2 separate regions of the Homo sapiens genome follow, and region 1 is linked to region 2. Evidence: read pairs that join two places in POLR2A ChIA-PET (ENCODE). Cell type or tissue: B cell. All regions are shown on one strand. Each heading gives the region's core, and the rest is flanking DNA. Links, peaks and the distances in the headings are about the cores only.

Region 1 (2,920 bases), core at 216-2,715, 160 kb after region 2:
GATTAAACTATCTTGTTAATTTCACTTAGCTTTTCTTCTTGGCCTTTATGATTCATCTTGCATGTTGTAATTATCTGCCTACACTTTGCCCATTTGTTATGCATGCACACGTATAACATTTTGAAGCACTTTAATCAGCTAAGCCTTCAATTTGGCATCATACAATGGAGAATATGAGTTTTTATCCATAGGAATCCTGGGTTCAGATCCATGTTCTGCCACTTATTAATGATGTGATCTGGGTCTAGTCATGTAGGAGCTGGGTTTCACTCTTTCAAGCCTACCTTTCATTAGGTTTGTTTGTTTGTTTAAGAGATGAGGGGTCTCTGTGTTTCCCAGCCTGGTCTCAAACTCCTGGCCTCCCACCTCGGCCTCCCAAAGTGCTGGAATTACAGGCATAACCCACTTTGCATAGTGGCTCATTAGGTTTTAATAATTGAAAGAGATAATGTTGTATAGGCTACTGCAGTGTTTGGCATAAAGGAGGTGTGGAGATTGGAGAATGTAGATCAGCAATCAAAACATCTATCAGGCTTAAGCGTATCATTTTTCAAACTTTTAAAAAGTTTCTCTCATACAGTTGCCATAATGATAGAGTTTATAATTGCTTGAAAAATTGTAGGAATATGAATTTGTTATTTTCCTAAAGTTTTAATAATGTCTGGTACTTAAGATATTTCTAGGAAGGTTCAAATCAGAAGACTGGTATGAATAAAAATATTTAAGCTTCCTTCTCCCCAAAAAAATCTAGATCTAAAAAGGAAGGAAATATTTTAAAATTATATTGAGCACAGATAATGCCCCAGTAGTAAAACTTCATCGGTTTGGATCCACTGACAGGGAATTTGAATGCAGTACTAATGTGTGTATCTTTGTACTGACTGTGGGTCATGTTAATTCCTTAAGGGAAAAGAGAGATTAGAAGATTAATGCCCTTTATGGACGATAAAACTGAAGGCCAGAGAGGTTGGAGTCGTATCCAAAATCACACAATTGCTGAGCTGGTACATGCTAGGATGTGGGTCTCTTGAATCCCAGTCCTGATATTTCCTTCTACCATATTCATTTAGGTAGAAATTATAGACTAATTATAAATAATTCATATATAGTCACTACACCTGTTTAAACAGTAACTCTGTTATAATATTAGGAAGTTTGATTAGACATTAATTTATGTTGTACAGTGCAAACCTCTCAAATCTAAAGTCATTGATTTCATGGCCAGGTTTTACTGAGTAGTTTTTAATGATGGTAAAAAATAGCAAGTACATCTGCATTTACTTTAACTTCTCACCAATAGTGATTTTGAAGGTTAATTAATGTTTCTGAGCAGTTTGAGAACCACTTTTATAAAGGAGCATTTGTTCATATGAAAAATAGATTTGAGAGGCCGGGCATGGTAGCCCACGCCTGTAATCCCAGCACTTTGAGAGGCCGAGGCGGGCGGATCATGAGGTCAGCAGATCGAGACCATCCTTCCTAACACGGTGAAACCCCGTCTCTACTAAAAAAACAAAAAATCAGCCGGGCATGGTGGCGGGCGCCTGCCCCAGCTACTCGGGAGGCTGAGGCAGGAGAATGCCATGAACCTGGGAGGCGGAGCTTGCAATGAGCCGAGATCGCGCCACTGCACTCCAGCCCGGGCGACAGTGCGAGACTCTGTCTCAAAAAAAAAAAGTAAAAGAAAAATATATTTGAGGTACACCTTACTTGCTGATTCCTTTGGGCTATTAGCTTTTACTTACCCTATAATAGTAAAAACTTAGATAAGCTTTAAAATTCTTTCCCATATGGTTTATAAAGTAACATGTTTACAATATAACACAACAGTATAGTTTATTAACCTAAAGTTAATAATAAGTTTGAAATTTTCTTCTTTATGTATTTACTATTTAAGTATTGAGTAAGATGATTGTGATTGTGGTAATAATAACAGCAACAAATAGCACTGACATTTATTAAGAATTTATTGTATGCTATGTACTCTATTAAGTGCTTTACATTAATTATCTTACTAATGAAAAATCTAGTGAATCACATCTCAATGAGATCATTCCTATTTTTTTATTGACAAATCATAGCTGTATATATTTATGGGGTACAATATGTTTTGACATGTATACAATGTGGTGTGATTAAATCAAACTTATTAAAGTACCGCCTTGTTACCTATTATTTTTGTGGTGAGACATGAAATTTACTCTCAGTTATTTGAAATACATACAACTATTGACTGTTGTCACCCTGGGGTGCAGTAAATCTCAAAAGTTTTTTCTCCTTTCTATCTAGAAACTTTATGCCTTTTGTTCATTCCTATTTTAATATACATTTTATAGATGAAGAAACTGAAATATAGAGGACTTTAGTGACTTTCCTGAGGTCACGTAGCTCGTAAGTTATTCAACCATTTTTTTAGTCTAGGTGACCCAACTATAGAACCTAAGTTTTCTGTTTGTGTGTATTAAGTCACCGTTGTAGGGTACAAAGGCAGCCTCACAGGAAAGAGTGATCCTACCAAGGGCTGTCTTTATCATCACTCCCCGTGTTCTCTCACTGTACCCTCCTAATAAAAAAAAAGGCATTAATTATTAGAACCACTGTTAGCAGAAAGATGCTTACAGTTAGGCCTGTACCTTTAGGTTTTCTAGGTCGCATTCATTCTTCAAGACCCAGCTCAGTTTCCATTTACAGTATTTCACAGTCTTAACATTTCTTCCAGTTTTTCCCTTTTCTGAGTTCTTATAGCAGTGCAATGTTTATTTTATACCTTCATTGACTTGCTTTTATATGTCTTATCTTTCCTAGAATTGTAATGTTGGACAAGACCTTCAAGAATCAGAATGAGTTTTCTCATTCTGCTAGGTTGAGTTACTTGAACAGTTTCACCTCATTAAGTGTTTGCTGATTGCCAGAAACCTAT
Region 2 (2,920 bases), core at 142-2,641:
TTCTAGGTGTTGTGATGGCTGGAAACTCATTGTGAGATGTTGCTCTTGCCAAGAACAAGTGTATACTCCAGAGCAGGAGGCAGCTGCACTCTCATAGGCAAAGTATGATAAATACTCTTAAGTCTTGTGGGATCCAGAGAGGATAGACAATGTAGACCAGAACTAAGACTAGGACCTCCACAGTGGATTCTTAGATATTTGGGTGACACAGACTCTTACCCCTGCCTGTCTTTGGAGGACAGAGTCATTTGTACAGAAATCCCAGGTCATTTTCTTACTTGTTTATACTGAAACTTCTCTACTCTGGTCCTCTCTGTTGAGCTAGCTGCAGGCTTGGCAAAATAGATATTTGGCATCTTCCCATGTTGACTTCTTTTTCTTTTCCTGTCTCATTTTTCCACATTATTGTTTCCCTCTTTCAGCCCCAATATGTCCATTTTCTTCACATGCCCTTCTCCACCTGCCCAGGCCTCAGGCCTCCAGCCTCCCTTCCCCCTACATGCCTGTTGCACATCTGAATATGCACTGCCCAGGCAGGGACCTGCCCAACTTTCCTTCTACTCACTTTTTCCTAAAAACTAACTACCCGTATGGGCCTTCTCTTCTGGGCTTTGCTTTGCATTTTCTAAGATGAGACGAAATTTTGATAATGCATTTATTTGCTTGTCGAACATTTCCCTTTTTTCACATGGTGAAAGTGCCATGATAGGCACCACAGAGAAGGAATGTAATGAGGATCCACCTCTCCAGGAGCTCTAGGCCATCAGGAAAGGCCATCAGCGCTTATCTTTTTCTGAGAGTCTCCTAAGATTTACTTTGAAACTTAAGTTGAGTCCTAGGATTGTAAAAATTTCATGTATATTCATAATTATACACCAAGAGGGGAGAGAGTGGATGATCCTGATACCCTACATGGAGAAGGAACTTACTGTGGGGTGGAAGAAATTTACATCTCTGTTTATCCTGACCTTGAACAACCAGCTCACGGTTGGTGGGAGTAAGACATTGGAAGGTATTGTTCAATACTGTCTTGTCTAGTTCTGAGAATGCCTCAGTCATCTGCAGACAGAGCTATAAATACCAGATTTCTTTTTTTCCCATCTTTTCACAGGTGTTGAAAATATCAGACTTCTTTGGCAGATGGGAGGAGTCTTATAGGACTCAGGAATTGTCATCACTGGTGAAAAGAGATGCTTCCCCTTCTGCAATGAAAGACAGAAGTGAAAGCTGAGCTGTGAGACGTGGTGAGCGACAGGCCAGTGGGAGACAAGGCCTTGGTCTCTGCTGCCAGCAGCAGTGGGCTCTGTTGGTCTCCTCTTTTCACTAGGGGAAGTAGTGAGGGACCATAATTCTCTCTCTCTCTCTCTCTCTCTTTCTTTTTTTTTTTTTTTTTTTGAGATGGAGTCTTGCTCTGTTGCCCAGGCTGGAGTGCAGTGGCACAGTCTCGGCTCACTGCAACCCCCACCTCAAGTGATTCTCCTGCCTCAGCCTCCTAAGTAGCTGGGATTACAGGTGCCTGCCACCACATCTGGCTAATTTTTGGTATTTTTAGTAGAGATGGGGTTTCTCCATGTTGGCCAGGCTGGTCTCAAACTCCTGACCTCAGGTGATCCACCCGCCTCAGCCTCCCAAAGTGCTGGGGTTACAGGCATGGGCCACTGTGCCCCGCCTTTTTTTTTTCTTTTCTTTTATTAGTCACAGCTCACTGCAGCCTCAACCTCCTGGGCTCAAGCGGTCCTCCCACATCAACCTCCTGAGCAGCTGGGACTACAGGCATGTGCCATAATGCCTGGCTAATTTTTTGTAGAGATGGGGTTTCACCATGTTACCAGGCTGGTCTCAAACTCCTGGACTCAAGTGATCTTCCCACCTTGATCTCCCAAAGTGCTGGGATTACAGGCATGAGCCACTGCACCTGGCTTCATAATTCTCTTGAGCAGTGTAGTCATGGGGCATGTTTGGGAATAGTGGGGACCCAGTGTGGAGCTTGAACTTCTAATAACCCAGTGGTGACTGGGTGGAGAATCAGGAATCAAAGACCCGGTCGTATTGCCATTAATTGTTTCCCTGGGTTTGATGGGCACAGAAAACAAAGATTACATAAAGAAGAAAAAAACTATGGTTCTTGCTTTCGGAATCACAGTGTGATGGGGCAGTTAGGATAATTGACACACACATAACGGGAGTGAACAGAGGTGGGGCGATGGGAAAGGAGAGAAATGTTGTATGAGCAGAGTATGGCATTGGCCAACCTCAGTGATCTGAATGGGAAGAGTAATGTTGTGGCCTCCTTGGAAATCCTTTAAAGGGATGGATGGTGTTTGTTCCTCTTTGTGACATCCATGCTCTCAATATTGCTGATGACGCGATAAGGACTGAACACAAGATCTCTCAGATGGCAAGCTCCAGAGGGTACTTAATGCTATAGTCCAGTGTTTGTCAAACTTAAATGTGCACTGGAATCACCTGTACATGAGGGCTTGTTAACACACAGCTTGCTGGGCCTACCCACAGAGCTTCTGATTCAGTGGCTCCAGGGTGGGGCCCAAGAATTTGTATTTCTTTCTTTTTTGAGACAGGGTCTTGCTCTGTCGCCCAGGCTGGAGTGCAGTGGCATGATCTCAGCTCACTGTAACCTCTGCTTCCCAGGCTCAAGTGATCCCTCTCACCTCAGCCTCCCAAGTACCTGGGACTACAGATGTGTGCCACCACACCTGGCTAATTTTTGTGGGTTTTTTGTTTGTTTTTGTTTTGTGTGTGTGTGTGTGTGTGTGTGTGTTTTTGTAGAGACAGGGTTTTGCCATGTTGGCCAGGCTGGTTTCCCAAATCCTGGGCTCAAGAAATGTGCCCACCTCGACCTCTCAAAGTTCTGGGATTACAGGCGGGAGCCACCATGCCCCACCAAGAATTTGCATTTCTA

The links. Peaks named below come from ENCODE experiments on the same cell type or tissue, not always from the same donor. Only the 100,000 strongest peaks of a DNase experiment are listed, where the experiment ranks them.
Region 1: POLR2A ChIA-PET joins it to region 2 with 6 read pairs; 6 of 35 experiments call an interaction of 5 or more read pairs at or near these places.

What each region holds. Positions count from the first base shown.
Region 1 is chr2:54,989,550-54,992,469 of GRCh38, reverse strand. The region is part of intron 3 of RTN4 (reticulon 4); the gene reads left to right. Among named protein-coding and RNA genes, the nearest start is that of RTN4, 59 kb to the left of the region's middle. In B cell, for the core only: no CTCF peak of the experiment used is centred there; no DNase peak of the experiment used is centred there.
Region 2 is chr2:55,149,394-55,152,313 of GRCh38, reverse strand. No RefSeq gene overlaps it. Among named protein-coding and RNA genes, the nearest start is that of CLHC1, 81 kb to the left of the region's middle. RefSeq lists an enhancer at 1,329-1,378. In B cell, for the core only: no CTCF peak of the experiment used is centred there; a DNase peak (open chromatin) is centred at 1,253; H3K27ac peaks cover 895 bases.